Linked DNA regions of Homo sapiens: region 2 is linked to region 1. The links are chromatin loops, found by intact Hi-C in ENCODE. Cell type or tissue: OCI-LY7. All regions are shown on one strand. Region 1 overlaps DIP2C (disco interacting protein 2 homolog C). Region 2 overlaps DIP2C (disco interacting protein 2 homolog C).

What was found. Hi-C counts contacts between places; a loop is a spot of excess contacts. Peaks named below come from ENCODE experiments on the same cell type or tissue, not always from the same donor. Only the 100,000 strongest peaks of a DNase experiment are listed, where the experiment ranks them.
Region 2: it touches region 1 in a loop (10-fold over the local background); 2 of 110 quality-filtered maps call a loop at or near these places.

What each region holds. Positions count from the first base shown.
Region 1 is chr10:363,688-368,687 of GRCh38, forward strand. DIP2C (disco interacting protein 2 homolog C) reads right to left here. Exons shown (of 37, transcript NM_014974.3): 19 at 2,588-2,724; 20 at 687-895. Among named protein-coding and RNA genes, the nearest start is that of ZMYND11, 230 kb to the left of the region's middle. RefSeq lists an enhancer at 109-1,308. In OCI-LY7, no CTCF peak of the experiment used is centred here; DNase peaks (open chromatin) are centred at 2,674, 4,174 and 4,596; H3K4me3 peaks cover 780 bases; H3K27ac peaks cover 2,533 bases.
Region 2 is chr10:503,509-508,508 of GRCh38, forward strand. The region is part of intron 1 of DIP2C (disco interacting protein 2 homolog C); the gene reads right to left. Among named protein-coding and RNA genes, the nearest start is that of DIP2C-AS2, 120 kb to the right of the region's middle. RefSeq lists an enhancer at 3,449-4,028. In OCI-LY7, no CTCF peak of the experiment used is centred here; a DNase peak (open chromatin) is centred at 2,233; H3K27ac peaks cover 1,714 bases.

The DNA.
Region 1 (5,000 bases):
TAGAAATTTGCCGTTTCAGAACTAGTGATTTTCTGCTAAGTGTATGTGCCTTATACTGTCAGCACAGCACAGTCACCTCCAGTAAAAGAGATTGTAGCTGTAAAGATAATTCAAAGGCAGCAACATCATATCCAGGTATCTACTTCCTGCTCCCATCAGCTTCCAAACTGAAAAAAGGCTCTAAAACACTTTATGACTTCCTCCAGATTGGCAAAAACTCAGGAACCGTGGCAACTTATTTCATCACGGAGCCTCCACTGTGCACCAGGCAAGGCAGGGAGAAGAAAACTGGTAGAGCGGGGAGGTGGCGAGCGTCTGCACTCACACAAGTCTGTGACTGAACCATTGTCCTTGGGTCTCTCCAACCCGCTCCACGATGGATATCTGGATCTTTAATTTGTGCAGTTATTTATCAGAAATAAGTTTTCTAATGCATATTTCTATTATACTTAGAGGGGAAGTTCAATGGAAATATATTTATGGAGCTCAGGGAATTTCTATAAAATCTTGGACATTCAGAACTGGATTAAATCTCAGAGGTCAGAGTCCAGTTGCTTCAATAACATGGAAGAGGAAACGGAGACACAATACATTTAAGGAAACTGTGCAACTTTCAACCCTTCAAAACCACATAAAAAATATGGCCGACCGGAAACCATATGCTTGATTTGCAGAACGCCACTGACCTTCCCCGGTAGACAAACTTCATGGGTTCTACGGCCAGCGCAGTGGCCACGATGTCGTCGGCGTTGTGCCTGCGCCCGCTGACCACCATGAGGCCATCCATCTTGCCCACCACGAAGACGAGGCCTCCGGGACCCACGAACCCCAGCAAGCCTGTCCTTATGAATGGGTATTCACTGATCGGAGCCCCGGAGCTTGTCATGGGAAACACCTGGGGGAAACAGCATCCATCAGGCCACTGTTCATGTGGTCAGCTGGTTTTAATCCTCGCCGCTACTCCTGGGAGCACGGCACCTGCTTTGCTTAAGCTCTGCCTTTCACCCCAGCAACCCTGCCCTAGGGCCGAGGTCACAGTGACCGCTGGTGGCCAACAGTCTTCGAGGCAGAAAAGCACTTCCTGCCCACCTCAGCAGGACCCCATCCGTTCCTGCACCTCCACTCACCTGCTGGAGCCTCCTGCCTCTGAACCCTGAACAGATAACACCCAGAAGTCTCACAGGAGGCCAATCAGCAGTAACTGATTACTTGGTTTACAAAACCACAATGTAAAAGACGAGTGAAGAGTCAAGGTACATTTTAAACAACGTCTGTTAGTTTTAAAGTAATCTCTCTTCATTCATAAAATGTTATTTGCCCTTGTTGGAAGTATGCTGAAAAGAAAAATATTAAGGAAGCAAATCAGATCAGTTCAAACTCTAACCCTCTTTTTTCCTCCACCCTTGCAGATAAACCAGAGAAACGGAGATGGAGTTTTTATTTAGATTTGTATCCAGCTCAGTTTCGAGGGATATTTTAGAAAGTTGAATTCACACTCAAGAAAGCTATCATAGACAGGTACTGTAACATCTGTTCAGCCACATCCAAAGTTCTCAACATTTAGACCAGCAACAGTGGCTCATGCCTGTAATCCCGGCACTTTAGGAGGCTAAGATGGGAGGATTGCTTGAGGCCAGGAGTTTGAGATCAGCCTGGACAACAGCATGAGACCCCATATGTACACAAGAATTTTTTTTTTAATTATTCAGGTGTGGTGGCACACGCCTGTACTCCCAGTGACTCGGAGGCTGAGGCAGGAAGATGGCTTGAGCCCAGGAGTTTGAAGCTGCAGTGAGCTGTGAACGTGCCACTGCCCTCCAGCCTGAGTGACAGAGCAAGACCCTGTCTCAACAACAACCAAAAGTTCTAAACATTTAGGAAATGTATCCCCAAACAATTTATATTTTCTTACATATAACTTAAATGTTGTGCTACTTCTAAGGCCAGGACCTACTTGGTAAAAAGATAAGAGTTCTGAGTTGCAGCACTGAACGTGTGTCTGAGCCCTTCATTACACAGCACATCTGTGCACACGCCCCATGCACGCACATTACACACGCATCTGTGTACACCACATGCATACTTGCTTGTGCCACTGAGATCGTTACATACACGTGTGCTCGAGTTCTCACAGGTTCATACCTGGCCACATCTAGCCCAGGCCGAGGAGCCGTAAAGGGGCTCTAGTTGGCTTCCCCAGGCGAGGGTTCGTACCTGGCCACGTGTAGCCCAGGCCAAGGGGCTGTAAAGGGGCTCCACTTGGCTTCCCCAGGCAAGGCCCTTCACGCACACAAGTGCACGTTCAATAATGATCCACTTTTCACAGTAAAAGTGAGAAAAGTAACAAAAAGGATCCTTTTTAAAGCATGCTTATTCTTTTAAACACTGGTTATAAGGTCAGAACAATGCTGATAAAACAAATTTATCAAAAGCGATAAAAAGTGGTAAAGTGCCATCGTTTTCATTCATATAAACACGTCTTGCTAAAATGGATCTTACATTCCACGTCTATCACTATGCACCTGGCAAGGGCTCTTTGGAGACGGAGCCACAGATGGTGCCCATGGTAAGACTCTCCTCCACCTACCTCAAAGGTGTTCTTGGTCATGCCAGAGAGGCCATAGTAGGACGTGCCCGTCGCAACTGCACACACACACAGCTCCCCGATCTCATCCGTTCTGCACAGCTGAGGAACCCCGTCTGGCTTCACTGAACACATGATGGCTAAAAGCAAACAGGAAAGCACATGCAGTGTGAGAGGGGGCAGGTGGGGAGAATAAAGGAAACAGGGAAGACGCGAATATGAACGACACCAGTGAACAGGAATGGGGTCTGGAGCAAAACTGCACGGATGGTAGTCAGCCAGGCACTCATTTTCCCTAAAGAGCCATGAGTTTTCCTGTTGCAGCAACATGTCAAATTTCATAGTTGAAACATCAATAAATATTTCAATTGCTTTAATGTTAATGCGCAAGTTGTATTTAGGGGCGTGACATCATCTGCCATTTAGATATGGGGAGGAACCTCAGAACTAACATCAGGACCACCTGCCACACCAGACATCAGCAACGTGGTGCAACTTGACCTCTGCAAATCAAGCCTCTAATGTCTTATGGAAATCTGAATCTTCGATTTCACACTCCGTGCAAGGTGAGCCCTTCCGAGAACACCACTGGAGCGCTTTGCACACGGTTCAATGCTGATAAGTTCTCACTGGTCTGTGCCACCAACACTTTCATGCTTTGCCCAACAACATCCTACATACCCCCCAACTGCAATCCACAAATCTGATTAGGGAGCCAAGAGCCTCAGGCTTCAGAAGGGTGGAGTGTGCATTAGTGACAGCTGAGCTGTTTAGAAAGAGCCTAAAACAGCCGGCACCCGCTGGGCTGGAGTACAGAACAGTGGAAACATAAGTTAAACTCACAGGAAGAAAGATTCACATTAAGGCCGGACGCGGTGGCTCACGCCTGTAATCCCAGTACTTTGGGAGGCCGAGGCGGGCGGATCACAAGGTCAGGAGATCGAGACCATCCTGGCTAACATGGTGAAACCCCGTCTCTACTAAAAATACAAAAAAGTAGCCGGGCGCAGTGGCGGGCGCCTGTAGTCCCAGCTCCTCGGGAGGCGGAGGCAGGAGAATGGCGTGAACCCGGGAGGCAGAGCCTGCGGTGAACCGAGATCGCGCCACTGCACTCCAGCCTGGGCGACAGCGAGACTCCGTCTCAGAAAAAAAAAAAAAAAAAGTTCACATTAAATTTACACTGAAAGATTCTTCACCCATCAGATTGGTAAAAACAAAAGTCAGGTAACACGGTGGGTAAGGAGTGGAGAAAGAAGTGCTGCTGCTTACCGCTCGGCAGGGTACAGCTTCACAACCTTCGAAAAGACAATCACAAAAATCACATCGGCAGTTCTCTTTGAAACACAACTCCCACTTCTAGAACTGTTTCCATTAGACACGAGGGGGTCACTCACTGCAGCAGCAAAAGAGGGAAATTCACCAAACGGGGGGGCTCAAATAAACTTAGTGCCCCCACAAGGTAGCACTGTGCTGCCTTGAGAACACCGCGGAGCTCGTTACGCGCTGACAAAGGACCCTCAGGATAAAACATGCGTATGTACGCAGTACTCCATCATGACGTGAGAAAACCCCGGAACCCAGGGCAGAGGACACACACGGGGTGGGGGTGCAGGCTTCTGTTCCACAGCCCCAGGTGCCTCCGACGGGGGCCCGGGAAGCCCGCGGTTGCTCTCACTGCCGCACAGCCCCAGGTGCCTCCGACGGGGGCCCGGGAAGCCCGCGGTTGCTCTCACTGCTGCACAGCCCCAGGTGCCTCCGACGGGGGCCCGGGAAGCCCGCGGTTGCTCTCACTGCTGCACAGCCCCAGGTGCCTCCGACGGGGGCCCGGGAAGCCCGCGGTTGCTCTCACTGCTGCACAGCCCCAGGTGCCTCCGACGGGGGCCCGGGAAGCCCGCGGTTGCTCTCACTGCTGCACAGCCCCAGGTGCCTCCGACGGGGGCCCGGGAAGCCCGCGGTTGCTCTCACTGCTGCACAGCCCCAGGTGCCTCTGACAGGGGCCTGGGAAGCCCGCGGTTGTTCTCACAGTCACAAAGGAGCATTTTCATTGTGTCCTTCAGAACCTTTTGAAGATTTCACCATGCAGTTCCATTTATTTGAAAATTAAATATTAAAGAAATGGAGCCAGGGGGGCCTGGCCACAGCTGGGAGGCAGGGAGTGGGCTGGACACAGGGGCTAGAGGGCTGCAGGCAGAGGCAGAGCTGCGGGGATGCTGGAGGGCGTCCGCAGGGAATCAGGGAGTAGTGAGGAGGAGGGAAGCCACGGGCTGCCTTCATTTCTTTTATGCCAAACAGGCCGAACAGAAAGGCGAGACAGCTTCTGGAGTGCCTGGCCCTAGCGCAGCTCACCATGAAGGGGCATGAGGGGTCTGCCTCTGTGAGACTCCATGGGGCGAGGGTCCCTGCTGAGGCCCACCTG
Region 2 (5,000 bases), 140 kb after region 1:
GTATCTTAAAGCTGGCGGAAAACCATGGAAGTGTTCCTAGCCTCTTTCTCTGAGAGCACCACCTGACCATCCAGGAGTCGTCACTGACAGACCCAAAACCAGTGGGTGCTAACCACAGCTTCCACCCTGAGAGGGAAGAGTCATTTGAAGAACATCCAGCAATATTCCTTCGGCTCTTACCCCTCTGCTGTGCCAAACACCGAGTTAACGTTTGCTGGCCTCTATATGCACACTGAGGTCTGCATTTGTAACCGCATTTTTACATCTTTCAGGACAGGACAATCCTCCTTTGTCCCCTATGGTTTTCATCACGGTTCTATATACACCTGAAAATCTCTGCCGCCTACATCAGACGTTTTGTCTAAACCCATTACTGTGACTTACCCTAAATTTACAACCATTGATTTCAATTCCAAGTCCAAAGACTCATTTCCACAGTAATTATTTTACTCAGAAATTAAATTCCAGATTCCTGATCACACTTAAAGTCAACTGCTTTCAACTTCTGGGTTATAGATACAACTGGTCTAATTCTGTAACCTGAGAGGATTTCATGGAAATACTCTCTCTTCATCTCACGACACACACAGGTGGTAACTGCAGCCTTCAACCTAACTGCCTTCCTAACCAGAGCATGAAAGAGCAATAAAGAGTATTTATCCCCATCTCCTTGGGCTGGAGACCCACAGCGTATCAATCACTGTCAAATCACTGTTGTGCAAAAATCAGTTCCAACGCCCTGTGGAGAATAAAGGCCACGCTGGAAGAGGCACGCAAGGGAAACAGCCGTCTGCCATGGGGCTCCCACCCCCGAGACGGCAAATCCATGCAGGCGTGCCGAGGCTGGCCACCCGCTGATACCCTGCTACCATGGAACTATTCCAGGCACGAACTACCTGGAAGTCCTGGGAGAGAAACCCAGCACACAATGTTGCCGTCAGACCTGCAGGTGTGATCCCTAGCACAGCCACCTTAGGCCGGGAGAGCGAGGATGGGACTCAGAAGCTGCAAGATGACCATGCAGAGAAGCACCCACGGCTCCGTGACCAAGTCTGACCATGCAGAGAAGCACCCACGGCTCCATGACCAAGTCTGACCATGGAGAGAAGCACCCACGGGCTCCGTGTCCAAGTCACAAGTGACAAGATGAGACGCTTCCCGTGTTCCCATGTTCTGTCACTTTAACACTAAAAATTTAGTACATCTTACTGTTTCCTAAGAAAGCATAAGGCCTGAGTAGCAGGTGGCCGCTAACCTGGTTCTTTTCAGCTTCATAACAGAAGGCAATAGCTATATAAACCAAATCGCACTATGGCTGCATCACGGCTTTCATTGCATGTCAAACCCTCAGCTCCAGCGGTGCTGACCCCGTCATACTCAGAGAAGAGGTGAGCTCTTCAATCTCCATTTCTCAACACTCCAAGCTGTTTCCATATGAGCTCATGTGACTCTCAGTGCTAGGTTCGTTCATTCATTCATTCATTCATTCAGCAAAACCGCCGTGAACCCGCGGGATCCCCACCCTGCCCTCCAAGGGATACTATTCTGATGGGACCTGTGTCCACACCCATATTACTGCAGCCCAGCACCCTTCCCGGAACCGTGTGCATCTCCCCAAAAGAAAACTGTACAGAAAACGGCAACGGGTCCAGTCATGTTCCGAGGAGCAATTCCAATTGCTGATGTTTTAAGGCAACAGACTAATAACCGGCACCTCATCAACACAGAGTCACTAACTTCCCAGCAGTGTCTCTAGTCCCTCTACAAGGATATACAGATATACACGCAGGAGCTATCTTAGGAGGCAACAAGACGCTCTTCAGGAAACAGGAGAAAGCAAAACATTTGAGGAACGGACAGGGGCATCTCCACCTTCTACTGCCACAATTTGTGTGTTAGTGATCAAGCCAAGGTTCTCAACCTTTCCAATCTATTAACCCCCTGCCTGAGGCTCTCGACTGATCCCCAGCTGTACTTCCTGGCAATAAACAACCTGCCCAGCTGTGATTCCTGTGTGCACCTGACACCAGGGAGATGGAGCTGCCTGCCCAGCGGTGCTTCCTGTGGGTGCCCCTGACCCCACAGGAGATGGGGACCACCTGCCCAGCTATATTCCCTCTGTGGGCACCTGACACCAGGGAGATGGAGCCACCTGCCCAGCTGTGCTTCCTGTGGGTGCCCCTGACGCCACAGGAGATGGGGACCACCTGCCCAGCTATATTTCCTCTGGGTGCACCTGACACCAGGGAGACAGAGCTGCCTGCCCAGCTGTGCTTCCTGTGGGTGCCCCTGACACCACAGGAGATGGGGACCACCTGCCCAGCCATATTTCCTCTGGGCGCACCTGACAACAGTAGGATGCTGCATGTGCCTACACTGACAGCTACAGCATCATCTCCTGCTGTAAAAACTCCCTTTCAGAGGTAACAGGACAATGGGGCAGGTTTTCTCCTGGAGAAGTAAAGAAGCTGAGAAATCCAGGGGATTAGGAACGCAGGTGACAAAAGGAGGTTGTGACATCTACACGATGTCACATTTGGCAGCACAAGGGAGTGCTGGTATGTGCTGCTAGGTACTGTTATTCCCAGAACCACCTCACACTGCATGGCATTGACATGCTTCCCATGCTCGTTACCCTTCGGAAGACACATTTAAATAACCTTGACTTGCTGGGATGCAGCTGGAGAGAGATGCCTGGAGACCACCAGCCCAGAGTCAAGGCTCCATTTTCTCCTGCTTGCAGGACTTCTGCATGAAGCTAAGGCATCCAAATGTGCATAAGATTTATGAAGAGCAGACAAGCTGCATGACATCTTCTGAGAGGGAAGCTGTGCCATGTCAGGGGTTGGGACAGCAGCAGCAAGGGGGATCAGCCCAAGGCCTGGGGAGAGGCAGTTGGGAAATCTCAGTGTGTGTAGCCCTGGGGTCTGAGGCTTTCAACTGTCCATGTGGCTCCCACAGCTCAAGTCCAGCGTGTGGTCATGACCCAGGGCAGGGCCACTCACAGAGCACAGTTCATCTCAAATGTGATGGGGACGCTGAATGATACGCCAACGTACCAGAATAGAATCCCCAGTACTCACATGCAGAAGGCACTCCCAGCAACACGCATGCCTACACCACCCTGCACCAAGGGGCTGGGCACTCCTGCAGTCTGCAGCTGCCTCCTATCCCCCAACACACAGTGGCCTCCCGGGACAACATTCTATTTGCCGGCCACAGCCTGGAGCCCCCAAAGCACGGAGGAGGGGCTTAGCGAGCCACGCAACGTTCCCACCTCACACCCAGGAAACGAGCCCCTCACTGAAGTGGGTCCTGCACCCGCCAGCTGTGCATGATCAGAGGTGTGAGGTTATGGACATGGTCACACACTGTGCACAGAGGTGTGAGGTCACAGACCTGGTCACCCACTGTGCATGATCAGAGGTGTGAGGGCATGGACCCGGTCAACCACTGTGCAAGACGAGAGGCGTGTGGTCAAGGACCTGGTCACCCACTGTGCACGATAAGAGGTGTGAGGTCACGGACCCGGTCACCCATTGTGCACGATAAGAGGTGTGAGGTCACAGACCCGGTCACCCGCTGTGCACGATGAGAGGTATGCGAGGTTAGGGACCTGGTCACCCACTGTGCAGTCAGAGCCATGCGACGTTACAGACCTGGTCACCAGCTGTGCCCAATCAGAAGCTTTTGAGGTTAGGGACCTGGTCACCCGCTGTGCACAGAGGCGTGAGGTTACGGACCTGGTCACCCGCTGTGTCCAATCAGAGACGTATGAGGTTACAGACCTAGTCACCAGCTGCACACAATCAGAAGCTTTCAAGGTTAGGGACCTGGTCACCCGCTGTGTCCAACCAGAGCTGTGCGAGGTTACAGACCTAGTCACCAGCTGTGCCCAATCAGAAGCTTTTGAGGTTAGGGACCTGGTCACCCGCTATGCACAGAGGCGTGAGGTTACGGACTTGGTCACTCGCTGTGCACTATCAGAGGTGTGTGAGGTTAGGGACCCGGTCACCCGCTGTGTCCAATCAGAGGCGTGCGAGGTTAGGGACTGTGTGCGCGGTGACGGACCTGGTCATCAGCCAAGATTCCTGATGTTTCCAGTGTCATCTCAGCTTCCTTCAAAACTTGAAATCTTTAGATATTTCCCAAAAGCTCGTCCGTCTTTGAAAACGATACATATGCGCACAGGTGAGTTTGTTCCCGCACATTCCTTTCAGTACTGACGATTGAAGATCGAAGGTTAGAGCATTCCAGCCCAGTGCCCATGTCCCACCCCATCTGTGAAAACCTGAGCACAATCAGAGGCTGCAGACAATCTCTGCATCATCCTCAGAAACTGTTCCTGACCATTCACCTGAGGCCACCAAGTTTAAATGAGGGGCCCAAGTTTTAAAAGACAGGAGAAGACTTTTCCACAATCTTTTTCTGAAGACAGAGTCCATGCGTTGTATCATCAGCACCATTTGTGCCTGTCCTGGTCAGGAAGAGCTGCAACCACGTCTCTGTGCTCTTCCAGTGCAGGGTGCTGCCCTTCCCTCCCTTTCCAAGCACAGAGCAGCTCCTGATGACCCAGCACCTCTGCTCAGCCACCTTCCCCCAACGCCTTCCTCCCTCACGCCACAGAGGAGCTCGTGCAGCCAGGCTTTCTGGCTCACCACCGCGATTCAGTCACTTACACCCTCATTCCAGGCTGAAAATCTCTTCTGAAAATATCCAAATCTTACCCATGTCAGGCTCCATCTTTTCCCCAGAGCCCCTCACCCACTCCAGAGCAGCATCTCCGGTGCCCGTGCAGCCTGGGCGCAGATCCACAGGCTCAGAGTGCCCAGGCCCTCAGCCCCTCCATGTGTGCCCTTACTCCCTTGCTCCCCAGCGTTAATGCCCCCATCCTCGATTTCCTGGTAGGCAAAAGGGGGTTAATTCTAACAGTGCTTACCTAACTGGATAATTTCATACCGCATCCGGCCCAGCATACTGCCTTGATAAATGACAGGTCC